Regions from separate parts of the Homo sapiens genome. Here regions 1, 3 and 4 are each linked to region 2. Evidence: chromatin contacts called from ENCODE Hi-C or POLR2A ChIA-PET data. All regions are on one chromosome and are shown on one strand. Each heading gives the region's core, a stretch centred on a gene start or an enhancer-like site at or near the end of the contact. The rest is flanking DNA. Distances are from core to core; before and after follow the strand shown.

Region 1 (3,421 bases), core at 174-2,673, 1.1 Mb before region 2:
CCAACATGGTGAAACCCCATCTCTACTAAAAACATGAACATTAGCCGGGCGTGTGGCACACGCCTGTACTCCCAGCTACTCGGGAGGCTGATGCAGGAGAATCATTTGAACCCAGGAGGCGGAGGTTGCAGTGAGCCGAGACTGCGCCACTGCACTTCAGCTTGGGTGACAGAGCGCGACTCCATCTCAAAAACAAAAAAGGGGGGGGATAGGCTTTCCAGTGGATTTTACTCATTTTTATTTATTTATAGACTTTTCTGAGACAGGGTCTTGCTTTGTTCCCCAGCCTGGAGTGTAGTGGCACAGTCACGGCTCACTGCAGTCTCGATCTCCCGGTCTCAATGGATATCCACCCCCTGCCTCAGCCTCCCAACAAGCTGGGCCCACAGGTGCTAATTTTTTTTTTTTTTTTTTTTTTTCCGGAGAGAGAGTCTCGCTCCTTTGCCCAGGCTGGAGTGCAGTGGTGCGATCTCGGCTCACTGCAACCTCTGCCTCCCGGGTTCAAGCCATTCTCATGCCTCAGCCTCCTGAGTAGCTGGGATTACAGGCACCCGCCACCACGCCCAGGTAATCTTTTTATTTTTAGTAGAGACGGAGTTTCACCATGTTGGTCAGGCTGGTCTCGAACTCCTGACCTCAGGTGATCCACCCGCCTCGGCCTCCCAAAGTGCTGGGATTACAGGCGTGAGCCACCGCGCCCGGCCTCGGTGGCTGAGTTTTAATTTTTTTTTGTACATACGGGTGTCTCGCTATGTTGCACAGGCTGGTCTCTGAACTCCGGGCTCAAGCGAGCCTCCCGCCTGGGCCTCCCAAAGTGGTGGGATTAGAAGCGGGAGCCACCGCACCAGCGAGGGATTTACTCTGCTGTGTTGCGCATCGCGCGCATTGTTCGCAAGACCTAAGGTCTCCCTTTCTTGTAATATAAAGGATATACACATATTCCTCCGAAATTACACGTTTATGTAATTTACATTTCAGGTCTTTAAAGGAAATCTAAAGAGAAAAATTACTTCGTCACCGTAGTACATCCGCTGAGACACCTGAGGCGTGGAAAAAAGAAGAAAAAAGAGGGAACGGAAATGGCCAGCGGGTAAGGGCTGACCCCACCCGCAGCAGAGCTCATCCCGGAGCCGCCCCACCCGCAGGAAGCCCCGGGCGGGGCCGAGGTCAAGGTTCCGCGGCAAACTCTCCCCGTCCACCCTGACGGGGACTCGGGATTGGTCGGGCCCCAGCTGCCCGGACGTGACGCCAGCGCCCGGCGTGGGCGGTGCACCGCGGCCGCTCTTCCCATGCCCCGCCCCCTGGGGGGCACCAAAACCAGAAAGCAGCGGCCGGGGCGGGGCCTGCGGCCGGCCGACTCAGCGCGGGGGCGGGGCCTACCTCGCGGCAACAGCTGGTTGGTAGCTGCGGCTGCGGGCCCGCACTTCCGCTGGTGGCCTAGAGCGGGGCCCGGTATGGAGGTGGGCTAGAGGCCGACGCCAGCCAGAGAGCGGTGAGGGTAGCGGCGGGCTGGAGGCCGTAGGTCGGGCGGGCGTGAGCGCAGGCGCGGCTTGTGCTTGCAGGGCCGCTTCGGGGAACCATCGCGGCGCCTAGGTCCCGGTGGGCGGATGGGGGAAGAGTCGGCGCGGGCTCGGCCGCTTCCCTCGGTGCGGGGGCGGGAGCACCCCTCGACGGCTGGCGGCCGCCTGTTGCCTTCCTGCGCGCTGGACCCGGCCGCTGCGACCCCCTGTCCTTCCGTTGTCTACACTGCGGTCTCGTGTGAGCTGTTTTTGGTGTGGATACTGCGTAGTTTCCTTGGGGCTGAGCGGGAGGTCTCGGGGTGGAAAGTGTCGGTTCCCTCCACACGCTCGTCTGCCTCTCGCCTGGAGTCCCTCCCTTTGTTTTTTTTTCTTTTTTCTTTTTTTTTTTTTTTTGAGACGGGGTCTCGCTCTGTCACCCAGGCTGAAGTGCAGTGGAACAGTCACGGCTCGCAGCAACCTCGTCTTCCTGGGCTCCAGCGATCCTTCCGCCTCATCCCCCCGAGTAACTGGGACCATAGGCGCGCGTCACCACGCCCGGCTAATTAAAAACAAAATGTGTTGCAGAGACAGGGCCTGGCTGTGTTTCCCAGGCTGAGCTCAGCTGCTCCAGGGATCCTCCGAGCCGCCGCGCCCGGCCGGTCCCTTCGTTTGGAGGAGAGTCTGTTTCTCCCACTTGGAGGGGCTGGAGCTTTTGCTGCTGGCCACAGGACTTTGTCCGTCCTCCCCAACTTCTGGGGATCTAAGGATGTGCCCAGCAATTTGCACGACCCAAGTGAAACGGGGGTGACTGCCTTGAGGGAAAAGAGCTCCACAAGGAGAAGGCCGAGTGTGGTATTTGATAAGTGACACAGCTGAGGATCCTAGGATTGATGTTACCTGCGCGGGCTAATAACTTGGGGGATTTTTGGCTCGGTGCCTAGCTGTCCCCGTGAGTGGGGACAGCCCCTTGTGGAACTGGGAGTCAGAATTGCAGTTCTGCTGTTTCCTGGAAGTCCACAGCCAAGTTGTCTAACCTATCTGGGCTTCCTCATCAGCCAGCAGTATCTGTCTGTAATAGGATCGATACCAGGCTCAGATGGGATATAGAGTATAAATGCCACTTACCAATTTCGTTTTTTGTTTTTTAATTTCAGAAATGTTCTTTTGGGGCCAGAGTCTGGGCATATATGAATGCAAATCCGTGTTTGTTCACAACTAAGCCCAGCTGAGACGATCACTTTTCTGTAGGCCATTTGTCCAGGTAATAATTTTTTTTTTTAGCAGGAGTTCAGAGCACCAAGGTAAGTGCAATGATGGAAACATGTGCAGAGTCCTAAAGGGACAGAGAAGAAGGTCATCAGAGATAGACTGGAAGAGAGGACGGGTCGGACAGGCCCCCCCCCCAGACGTGATGACACTCAGGAAGAGCTTGCACACTGGTTGTTCTCAAATCCAGCTTTCTCTTCGAATCTTAGTGGAGTTCTTTAAAAGGGAAACAATTTTATCCATAGGATCTTTTCTACTTTTTTTTTTAAGTTCCTGAGGTAAGTCTGATGTGTATTCACAGTTAAGTACCGGGCAGAGGTAGGAGGGTGGGTTTCCAAGGCCAGTGGAAGAGCTTCCATAAAGGCAGGGAATACCAGTCACCATGAATGGTTTTAGGAAGAGCAAGTCAAGGGAGGTAAGTGTGGAGGAAAGAGATGATGTGGAAGCTGGATCATCGCGGGCCTTGTGTGTGTTGAGCTCAGCAATTTGAATTTTATCCCAACATTGGAGGAGGAGTCATTTGTGCTTTCGAAGTCCAGTTTGGGGCTTTGGCCTCTGGCAGCATTTTGGAGGAGGAATTGATGGCGATCAAAGAAGAAATAGATCATTTAGGCTTCTTCAGTAATCCAGGCAAATGATGAAAATGTACTGAACTA
Region 2 (3,340 bases), core at 7-2,506:
CCACAGGGGCCTGGCTTAGTGATGTGGGATTCTCAGCATCCATGACAAATGCAGACTGAATGCTGGTCAGACAGTCACACAAACGTATTAAAATGCTTTACCTCAGCTTTATTGGGATACAGTTCACATACCACACAACTCACCTATTTAAAGTACGGTTCTGGCTGGGTGTGGTGGCTCCTGCCTGTAATCCCAGCACTTTGGGAGGCCAAGGCGGGCAGATCACCTGAAGTCAGGAGTTCAAGACCAGCCTGGTCAACATGGCGAACTCCTGTCTCTACTGAAAAAAATACAAAAATTAGCAGGGCATGGTGGCACACGCCTGTAATCCCAGTTACTCAGGAGGCTGAGGCAGGTGAATCACTTGAACCTGAGAGGTAGAGGTTACAGTGAGATTGCACCACTGCACTCCAGCCTGGGTGACAAAGACTCCATTTAAAAAAAAAAAAAAAAGTGTACGGTTCTGGCCGGTGCAGTGGCTCCTGCCTGTAATCCCAGCACTCTGGGAGACCGAAGTGGGAGGATCTTGGGCTCAGGAGTTTGAGACCAGCCTGGGCAACATAGTGAGACCCCATCTCTACAAAAAAACTTAAAAATTAGCCAGGCATAGGCCAGACTCAGTGGCTCATGCCTGTAATCCCAGCACTCTGGGAGGCTGAGGCAGGTGGATCACAAGGTCAGGAGTTCAAGACCAGCTTGGCCAAGAGGGAGAAACCCTGTCTCTACTAAAAATACAAAAATTAGCTGAGTGTGATGGCGGGCGCCTGTAACCCCAGCTACTCGGGAGGCTGAGTCAGAGAATTGCTTGAACCCGGGAGGCAGAGGTTGCAGTGAGCCGAGATTGTGCCACTGCACTCCAGCCTGGGTGACAGAGTGAGACTCCATCTCAAAAAGCTAACAACAACAACAAAAATTAGCTGGGCGCGGTGGCACATTCTCGTCATCCCAGCTACTCAGGAGAATGAGGTGGGAGGTCGAGGCTGCAGCGAGCCCTGATCGTGCCACCGCACTCCAGCTGGGCGACAGTGAGTCCCTGTCTCACAAAATAAAAGCAAATAGAAAGTGTACGGTTCTATGGTTTTAGTATATTCACAGATACGTACAATCACCTTGGCCCAGTTGGGCTCTAGAATAAAGTAACCATAGACCGGATGCCTCGTCAACCACAGAAACCAATCCTTCACAGTTCTGGAGGCTGGAAGTCCAAGATGAAGGCGCCCACAGTTTCTGCGTGGTGAGGGCCACCTCCTGGTTCACAGAAGCGCCTCCTCGCTGTGCGGTCATGTGACGGAGGCCGGAAGGCAGGTCCCACAGCCTCTGGGGAAGGAGAGCCCAGAGTAGCTGAGGAACTGGGGTGCCCACACCAGCCTGCTGGGGGCTTCAAATGTTCTTTTAGGAGTGACAAGGGAATCGACCTGCCCAGCTCTGCAGCCCTGGGGGCCACAGAGGACCGGGGCACAGCCGGCGCCTCTGCTCAGGGCTCCGGCCTCCATCTCTGGGAGCGAGCACCCGTGGATGCCTCACTCCACCCAGGGTCACTGTCGCGCAGCAGCAGCTTTCCAGAAGGCAGCCGGCCATTGACGAGTGACCAGGCGGAGACGGTGAAGGCCAGAAGTTCCTCCAGAGGCCGCGTGCCAGCCCCTCGCCTGTGAGGGGGGCCTGGGTCTCCGGGCTCCCCAGGACGGTGCTTCCTCTTGCAGCTGGGCCTGGAGGCCGGAGAGGGTCATGTGAGCCCTCCTGGGCGGGCGGTGCCTCTACGGCTGTGACCTTGAGCAAGTCCCCCTCCTCTCAGGTCTCGGTTTCCTAGGACATGGAGTGGGGACGGAGGTGGTTCCTCACCTCACGAGATTGCGGAGGCACGTGAAGCCGATGGTCCTGAGCTTCTGGACAAGTGCCCAGCCCAGAGTAAGCGCTTAGCAAATCCGAGTGATTCGGCGGCACCACTGAGCCTCGGTTTCCTCATCTGCAAGACAGGGTTACGCTTTCCTCACAGGGAGGAGGGTTCCGGGGGGTCATCAGGCAAGGCCCTCAGCACAGAACCGCCAATAGCTAACACCTATTATTGACCTTGTTGTAACAGGATGATAAAATGGTTTTCTTGACTGGGCGCCACGGCTCATGCCTGTAATCCCACCACTTTGGGAGGCCAAGGCAGGAGGATTACTTGAGCCCAGGAGTGGAGACCAGCCTGGGCAACATAGTAAGACCCTGATCTCTACAAAAAATAGAAAAAATTAGCCCAGCGTGATGGGGCATGCCTGTAATCCCAGCTCCTCCGGAGGCTGAGTCAGGAGGATTGCTTGAGCCCAGGAGTTCAAGGCTGCAGTGAGCTGTGATTGCACCACTGCACTCCAGCCTGGGTCACACAGCGAGACCCGATCCCTGCCCCACCCCCCACCGCCCAAAAAGCTTTTATTTGCTGCCCCAATTTTAGCTGAGACTTTGAGAGGACAAAACAATACAAGGGGTGAGGTCCCCCACCCCACAGGCCATCTTGCTGGACATGCTTTGAGGCTGTGCAGCGCCGTGGCCGGCATCTGTCCCGGGCCCACTTGGTATAAATGAGGCAGATAGATGAGGTGGGTGGAAGAAAGGCCCCTGGCCGAGCTGCTCATGTGGACCACGTGTCCCTTGGAGGGTGGGCTGCCTCCTTCCTGGTTGCAGCCTGACCGAGGTGGGCAGCCAGTGCCTAAGGTTTGATCCGTGTTAACCGCAATCACTGTCATTGGACTCATCATCAAAAGCATAGGTGCGGCCGGGTGCGGTGGCTCACGCCTATAATCCCAGCACTTTGAAAGGCCGCGGCGGGTGGATCACCTGAAGTGAGGAGTTCGAGACCAGCCTGGCCAACATGGTGAAACCCCATCTCTACTAAAAATACAAAAATTAGCCAGGGTGGTGGCAGGCTCCTGTAATCTCAGCTACTCAGGAGGCTGAAGTAGGAGAATTGCTGGAACCCGGGAGGCGGAGGTTGCAGTGAGCCGAGATTTCGCCATTGCACTCCAGCCCAGGCAAAAACAGCGAGACTCTGTCCCAAAAAAAAGGCATAGGTACATGTGGCTCCTGGAGTCAGAACTGTGGCTGGCCGCCTGCCTCCTTGGCAGGCAGTCACCTTCCCGGAGCTGCAGAACTTTTTCATCCTACAAATCTGAAACTACACACATTAAAGGACAGTTCCCCCTTCTCCTCTCTTTCCAGCCCCTGGCAGCCAGCACTCCACTCTAAGAGTTTGCCCTTTTGGCCGGGCGTGGTGGCTCACGCCTGTAATGCCAGCACTTTGGGAGGCCGAGGCGGGCGGATCACGAGGTCAGGAGATCGAGACCATCCTGGCTAACACGGT
Region 3 (3,055 bases), core at 337-2,836, 1.4 Mb after region 2:
GCACATCAGGCGGACTGAGCACTCGATGTCATCCGTGTCGATGTCATCCGTGTGTCCCAGACTGTCTGCTGTAGAAAACACTTCCTCCTCTCCTGAGTCTGTGAAGTCCTCAGTGGTCCTTTTTGGATTCTAGGCTTGCACCTCATACTAAACATTGACCCTTTCACTATGCCCTCAACCTGGGAGCATCTGGCAGGCAGGGGGGCAGGTACACACACACCCACAGGCACACCCACCAGTACACACGCGTGCGCATACACACATTTTGGTTTGACGCCCTGTTTTCAGTGGCCTGGGGAGGTCCACACTGGAAGTCGAATTCCAGCTCGCCTTGTTGACTCGCCTGTGTCCACCGGCCATGAGGAGCCCACGCCTGTCCTCCCCATCACTTTCCTGTCCCTGAGAACTGTAGATCATGCGCTTGTGAGCGAGGCCCTCCCCTCTGCACCAGCTCATTGCAAAGCGAACATCCTCTCCTTTCCAGGAGCCCCAGGATTAGCATCTGAAAAGGGTAGCACTTCCTTTTTTGTTGTTGTTTTTTTTTTTTTTTTGAGACGGGAGTCTCGCTCTATTGTTCAGACTGGAGTGCAGTGGCATGATCTCGGCTCACTACAACCTCCACCTCCTGGGTTCCAGCGATTCTCCTGCCTCAGCCTCCCAAATAGCTGTGATTACAGGCGTGCACCACCACGCCCGGCTAATGTTTGTATTTTTAGTAGAGACAGGGTTTCACCGTGTTGGTCAGGCTGGTCTCAAACTCCTGACCTCAGGTGATCCGCCCGCCTCAGCCTCCCAAAGTGCTGAGATTACAGGTGTGAGCTACCGCACCCCGCCGAGGTTAGCACTTTCATCACCAAAGACCCCGTGCCTCTCGTGGTCCTTTGAGGGATCCCGCCGCCACCACCCTTGTATTTTATCACGTGCTCTTCAGGGCATGTGGAATTCGTTGAGTTTGCTTTTAGAGCCAAGTTTCTTTCCCTGTGTGGGTTTTTGAGGAAAACCTGAGGTCCCCTAATCTGTGGCCACCACCCCCCCCCCCCGCCACGCCTTAGAGCAGAGCAGCCCCTCCTCTCATTTGGTGCAGAAACAGTCAAGAGGAACCATTGGCCTAGAGCTCCTGTGACCGAGAGCGCCACGGAAGCCTGGGGATGACGTCGGGCAGCTTTATTCTTTGCTTGGCTTTGGTAACTAGGTGGTCCCCTCAAGCATCCTCAGTTCCTCTTGCTGTTTATGAATCTAAGACAAGGAAGTCCTATAGAAGCCAAAGGGACAGGGACGGAAAGGACAGGTCCCAAGGGATGGGGCTGTCTTTACTTGTGGAAACCAGGAAATTGCTCCTCTCAGCCAACCAAGGTTGACCACACACCACCCTTCCGGAGCAGCTCAGTCAGCCCTCGGGGACGAGAAACCACAAGCGCAGAGACGCTGAGGCCCAGGCAGGTGAAGAGGAAGTGGCTTTGGGTTTTTAAAGTAGGTGAGCGTGAGCCTCTCTGACTGCTTCTTCCCCGGGGGGGACTGCAAACCGCTCAGGGTTGCGGCAGAGCCATGGACTTCCGGTCCCTGCAACGGGTGACCTAAGCGTGGTGCACCCATCAGTCACGCAGGAGGACTGACTTGACAGACGAAAGACAAGCCCGGATGACACAGGGTGAGAAGAGTCAGGGCCGCACCTCTGTCCCTGCAAACCAACAGGTGCATGGTGAGTGTGGCAGTCCCCACAGCTCCACAATGGGCTCCCCCGCCAACGGGGACGACAGGGATCTTCAGGAACTTCTGACCTCACCAAGTCAAGTGGACCACTCTCCACTCCACGAGGATGTGAAACGGTTCTTTAAAATGGGATTTTAGAGCCTCGGGAATGCATGTGCGTCACATCTTTCATATTATGGGTCAGGATAGATTCATTTCTTGCAACATAGTGGAAAAGATATAAGCTGCAGTAATTTGCTCTTTGAATGACCGTCACCCCCAGTATAGGATATGCTTGTATCCCCCCGTCACTCCTCCGCCTGTTTTTTAAACTTTTCCACCACCTGCGTCCAAAAAGAATGTTATAGCGAGTGCTCTTAAATGTTGAACCTGGGTGTTGCTTCCGGGCCAGTCTGCGTGGCTCCATGAAAAGCTCACTGCTGCCCCAGCCGGGCTTCTTAGAGGAGGTCAGTTGTCCTATGTATCATCATTTACTCTGGGAATCCTACTGTGAAATCATGTCTGTATTTTTCTGGAGCAGTTCACATAGAGTAGAATGTGGAATTTCCCGTGAACGTCTCCTTCCTCCCCCGTATCTGCCGCCTGTCACTTCGCCACCGTGCTAGAATACTGTTGTGTTGTAAGATGACTAATTTTAAAAGAACCTGCCCTGAAAAGTTCTTAGAAACGCAGTGAAAGGGAGGAACTTGTCCTTTACCCAGTTTTTCCTTTGTAGGATGGGAAAGTATAAAAAGGCACAGAAGGTTGTCATGGGCTGTTCCTTGGGGGTTTTTATCCTGCTCACCGTGGAGATAAGCCTGCGGCTTGTCTAACCAGCGCAGCGCAAAGGTCTCGATGCCTTTTGGTAACATCCGTCATTGCAGAAGAAAGTTTACACGACGTCAAAAAGTGACGTTCATGCTAAGTGTTTTTCCAGAAATATTGGTTTCATGTTTCTTATTGGCTCTGCCTCCTGTGCTTATATCATCCAAAAACTTTTTAAAAAGGTCCAGAATTCTATTTTAACCTGATGTTGAGCACCTTTAAAATGTTCGTATGTGTGTTGCACTAATTCTAAACTTTGGAGGCATTTTGCTGTGTGAGGCCGATCGCCACTGTAAAGGTCCTAGAGTTGCCTGTTTGTCTCTGGAGATGGAATTAAACCAAATAAAGAGCTTCCACTGGAGGCTTGTATTGACCTTGTAACTATATGTTAATCTCGTGTTAAAATAAAATATAACTTGTGGCTCCGTGTCACGGGACTGTTTTGTTGCATGAAGATATGACCCTAGTTGTGGAAGCAGCCTGGTGTCATTGGAAGCCCCCTGGGCTGGGGAGCTGGCCCCTGGGAGGAGCTGGAGACCTA
Region 4 (3,392 bases), core at 211-2,710, 1.9 Mb before region 2:
ATTATTAAAATACTGATTTTAGAAATTAGAAATTCAGAGAAGTAAAATGAAAACCAGTAGAGCTTCCACCCAGCTGCAACTTACCACCATAATTTTTGTGAAGTAGGCCCTTCTAGTCGTGTGCACATGGGGGTCTTGTTCTGAACGGATGAACTGCCGCCTCACTCCAGTCACAGTGGAAGTGTTTCGTGGGTGTCTGAGGATTGGCACTTGGGAAGGGGGCAAGATGTGCTCGTGGAATGTGCTGTCTGGTCCCGCCCTCTCAGTTTACAGATGGAGAAACTGAGGCCCAATAGTACGGACCAGACCTGGGGAGGTTGGCATGGCCAGGGCTGCTGGCAGCAATTGCTGGCCTCCATGAAGACTGAAGGCTGAGGCCAGGGCAGGCCCAGTGATGAGTGAGGCATGAGGAAGGGTCCCATTCATTCATCCATTCTCCTGGCCCTGCTGTTAAGCCCCAGGCTGTCTTCCTTCCTCACTGGCTTCCAGAAAGAGTAGTTGAGGATGTCCCTGTCCCTGCTTCCCCTTCAGCCCCAGCAGCCCCACTTCCACCCTGAGACCAGGGATGTCCAAGCCACAAGCAGCCCCAGCTGACAGGCCACGCAGCCATGTGCTCTGCCCAGCGTTGTCACTCTTGATGCCTTCCTCCTTGTCAGATGCCTCTCAGCCCCAACCTTGGTGCCTTCCGCTCTCCCCCACCTCCCTGGCTTCCCCTCCTCTGAGGGTGTCTGTAAGGGGATAGTGTGGGGCTTTGCCCCAAAAAGGTAGGGCCCCACTCTCTGACCCTTTCCCCCACTGCACACACAGCCCCACACTCAGGATTTCCAATTGCACTGACAGGGTCACTGAACACATGGTCAGCCTCTCCAAACTCCGCCTGAGCCTGTAGTCAGGTGCAGGTGCTCAGTGCTGAGTGCTTCATGTCCATTACGTAATGTCATCCTCCCCGCAACTGTTTGAGGAAGTCATTTTCACTACCCAGATTTTCCAGATGAAGAAACAGTGAGGCTCAGAGGGGTTAAGCAACTTGTGGAAGGCCACAGAGTTGGGGAGAGGCTTTGCTGGAATTCGGGGTAGCTGACTCCAGGGCGGCTTCCCCACACATGATCAGCACGTACACATTTCAGCCCTACGCAACACACGCACTGCAGCAGCGTGACACGCAAACGGTGCCTAACCGGGGTACCCAAGGCCCCACGACACACGTGACAGCCGGTCCTCCGGGAGACCCAGCCAACGCGCACCCCTCGACCTCCCCGGCCCCGCCCTCTTTGTTCAGACCCCGCCCCTCCAGGCTCCCGGTCCCGCCCCGGGTCTGACCTCGGCGAGGGCGGGGCCGCGGGCGCGCGCACGCACGCGTCCCTCGGACTCTCCGGTTCCGCCCCTCCCCGGCCCCACCCTCTTCCCCTCCGGCCCCGCCCCCCAGCCTGACATCAGCAGGGCCGGGCCGCGGGCTCACAGCGGTGGCAAAGCCCAGCCGCGCGGGCCGCGCCGCCGCCCCCGCCGCGCGCCGGGCCGGCCCCGCGCCCGCGCTGCGAGCCTTCCATGGTGCAGCGCATGTGGGCCGAGGCGGCCGGGCCTGCTGGCGGCGCCGAGCCGCTGTTTCCGGGCTCCCGGCGGAGCCGCAGCGTGTGGGACGCCGTGCGCCTGGAGGTGGGCGTCCCCGACAGCTGCCCGGTGGTGCTGCACAGCTTCACGCAGCTAGACCCCGACCTGCCGCGCCCGGAGGTGGGTGAGCTGGGGCGGTCGGGCGGGGGGTGCGTCGGAGCCTCCCCACCCGCGGCAGAGCTGGGCAGGTCGGGGCGAGCCCCGGACGGGGCCGGGCGATCCCAGCGGGCCGCCTCCCTCCTCTCTCCTCCATAGGTGGGGGTCGGGGCCTTCTGCAGAAATCAGCCAGCAGGGTGGGCAGTGGGGGCTGCCGCCGCGCCCCGTCCAACAGTAGGGACCACGGCTGGGGTTTTGCGCCCCTCAATACCGTTCCAGGGCCTGCTGTCACCAAGGCCGCTGCAGCCCAGGTGGACCTTTTTCTGCGGCACTGTCCCTGTTTACATCGGTGGCCTGTGCCTTATTTCACTCAGTTCCCACCCAGGGCCCGCAGCGCGTCGTTAGCCTTTACGATGCAGGTGTGGAACAAGTGGTCGGGAAGGCCAAATCCTAGAATCCTCAGAGGTGATGAGACCATAGGGGCCTTCCAGACAGACCCTACTTGGGGCAGATGTGGATCTGGTGACCAGGGACATCGGGGCTGCTCAGAGCGGGGTGGGGGGGGGGTCGGGGGATGGGGTGGAGCAGCAGGCCTCCAACACGTGGGACCAGATGTCCTGGTGGTGAGGGGAGGAGGGTGGCCCAGGCCCAGGGCGGGCAAGACTTGTTTCTGCTTAACTGGAAAGAGTGCCAACACCCTGAATCGGTAAGGACTGGGTAGGATTCAGAGAAGGGAGTGGTGTACCTGTGATGGATGGAGGGGAGGGTGACTAGGTGAGGGCGGGGGCTTGTTTCTCGTGTGCCCTGGGTCTCTGGGTGGTGCCATCTGCCTCCCACCTGACTGCTGCTGACTACACAGCAGAGGGAGTGGAATCCAGAGATGCCCCCCTCGCCCTGCTCTGCCTGGGCACAGGGCCTGCACAGAGGCCATTCCTGGATCGGGGGCTCAGGGCCCATCAGAGCTTTGGCTGGGCTGCAGCCTTCACAGTGAACCTCCTGAGTCCCCGTGCGGCATCGTGTTGCCTTGCTGCGTCTCCAGTCGCTTCATGGCTTTAGACTGTGGCGCGTTGTGATTGCTGGCGATTGTTAGCCTGAGTCTCGTGCCTCTTGGTGTCCCGGTACCTAGACAGGGCCTGGATGCGACTTGTTTCTCCGCCCAGTGTTGGGCAGAGCTCTTGGTGGGGGAACACCACACGCCTGAGAGACCCTTTCCTCCTGAGCTTGGCAGATGGCCGGACCAGACGTGTTCCCTCAACCCTCATCTATCCAGGGCTCTGGTCCTCATTGGCGGCTGGAGAGGGACCCCTGGGAGGGTGGGGGTGGGAGGCTGACACCAGCCCAGCGCTCATCTGGCTTTCATTACCTCTGGCAGCAGCTCGGGCTTTGTGTGCTGGGAGGGTCCGGCGGAGCGCTCACAGTGGCCGTGCAGGTTCCCTCTCTCCGTCCCTGAGGAACTGAGGGAGAGGCAGAGCTGAGCCCCACCCCTGCCTGGGGGTCTTGTCTTCCCTCTCTCTGGCCCTGGCGCTCCTTGCCCAGCCTCAGCACTGAGATCCAGACCTCGACTGCTATTTAGAAATCAAAGGGGAAGCTTCTGGCTGGGTCAGGAAAACCAGGATCCTGGCAGGAGAGGAGGCCACTGCCGGAAACTGAACACAATGACCATTTACCAAGGGCCCAAGGGAGGGGGC

The links. A loop is a pair of places that touch in the nucleus more often than their neighbours do. ChIA-PET counts read pairs that join two places held with the same protein, here RNA polymerase II (POLR2A). Pooled maps may share reads with other maps.
Region 1: a loop to region 2 is called in a map of CD8-positive, alpha-beta T cell, with 4 times the contacts of the local background. The contact joins the promoter of SETX here to the enhancer-like site in region 2. A Hi-C loop is called at or near these places in 1 of 168 maps with a recorded cell type or tissue (CD8-positive, alpha-beta T cell), 1 of 37 single-sample maps with no recorded cell type and 3 of 50 pooled maps. POLR2A ChIA-PET finds 5 or more read pairs at or near these places in 2 of 52 experiments (activated CD4-positive, alpha-beta T cell and naive thymus-derived CD8-positive, alpha-beta T cell).
Region 3: a pooled map shows a loop between it and region 2 (5-fold over the local background). The contact joins two enhancer-like sites. A Hi-C loop is called at or near these places in 4 of 37 single-sample maps with no recorded cell type and 6 of 50 pooled maps.
Region 4: a pooled map shows a loop between it and region 2 (3-fold over the local background). The contact joins the promoter of RALGDS here to the enhancer-like site in region 2. A Hi-C loop is called at or near these places in 1 of 37 single-sample maps with no recorded cell type and 4 of 50 pooled maps. POLR2A ChIA-PET finds 5 or more read pairs at or near these places in 1 of 52 experiments (activated CD4-positive, alpha-beta T cell).

The regions. Positions count from the first base shown.
Region 1 is chr9:132,352,988-132,356,408 of GRCh38, reverse strand. SETX (senataxin) reads left to right here and starts at 1,423. Exons shown (of 26, transcript NM_015046.7): 1 at 1,423-1,492; 2 at 2,654-2,760. RefSeq lists silencers at 1,124-1,513, 1,564-1,773 and enhancers at 1,158-1,657, 639-1,838, 1,658-2,159.
Region 2 is chr9:131,250,672-131,254,011 of GRCh38, reverse strand. No RefSeq gene overlaps it. Among named protein-coding and RNA genes, the nearest start is that of FAM78A, 24 kb to the left of the region's middle. RefSeq lists enhancers at 1-130, 1,326-1,375 and a silencer at 1,082-1,398. Within about 2 kb of position 1,256, at least 19 of the 41 ENCODE cell types and tissues checked have a DNase peak (open chromatin) inside an H3K27ac peak, as active enhancers do; they include CD8-positive, alpha-beta T cell, where a contact is called at or near this core.
Region 3 is chr9:129,887,067-129,890,121 of GRCh38, reverse strand. It overlaps FNBP1 (formin binding protein 1), which reads left to right. Exons shown (of 17, transcript NM_015033.3): 17 at 1-2,935. Among named protein-coding and RNA genes, the nearest start is that of MIR6855, 19 kb to the right of the region's middle. RefSeq lists enhancers at 265-1,152, 1,107-1,196, 1,527-1,926. Within about 2 kb of position 1,586, at least 24 of the 41 ENCODE cell types and tissues checked have a DNase peak (open chromatin) inside an H3K27ac peak, as active enhancers do.
Region 4 is chr9:133,119,308-133,122,699 of GRCh38, reverse strand. RALGDS (ral guanine nucleotide dissociation stimulator) reads left to right here and starts at 1,460. Exons shown (of 18, transcript NM_006266.4): 1 at 1,460-1,728. The coding sequence starts at 1,546. RefSeq lists a silencer at 1,171-1,880 and an enhancer at 1,860-2,556.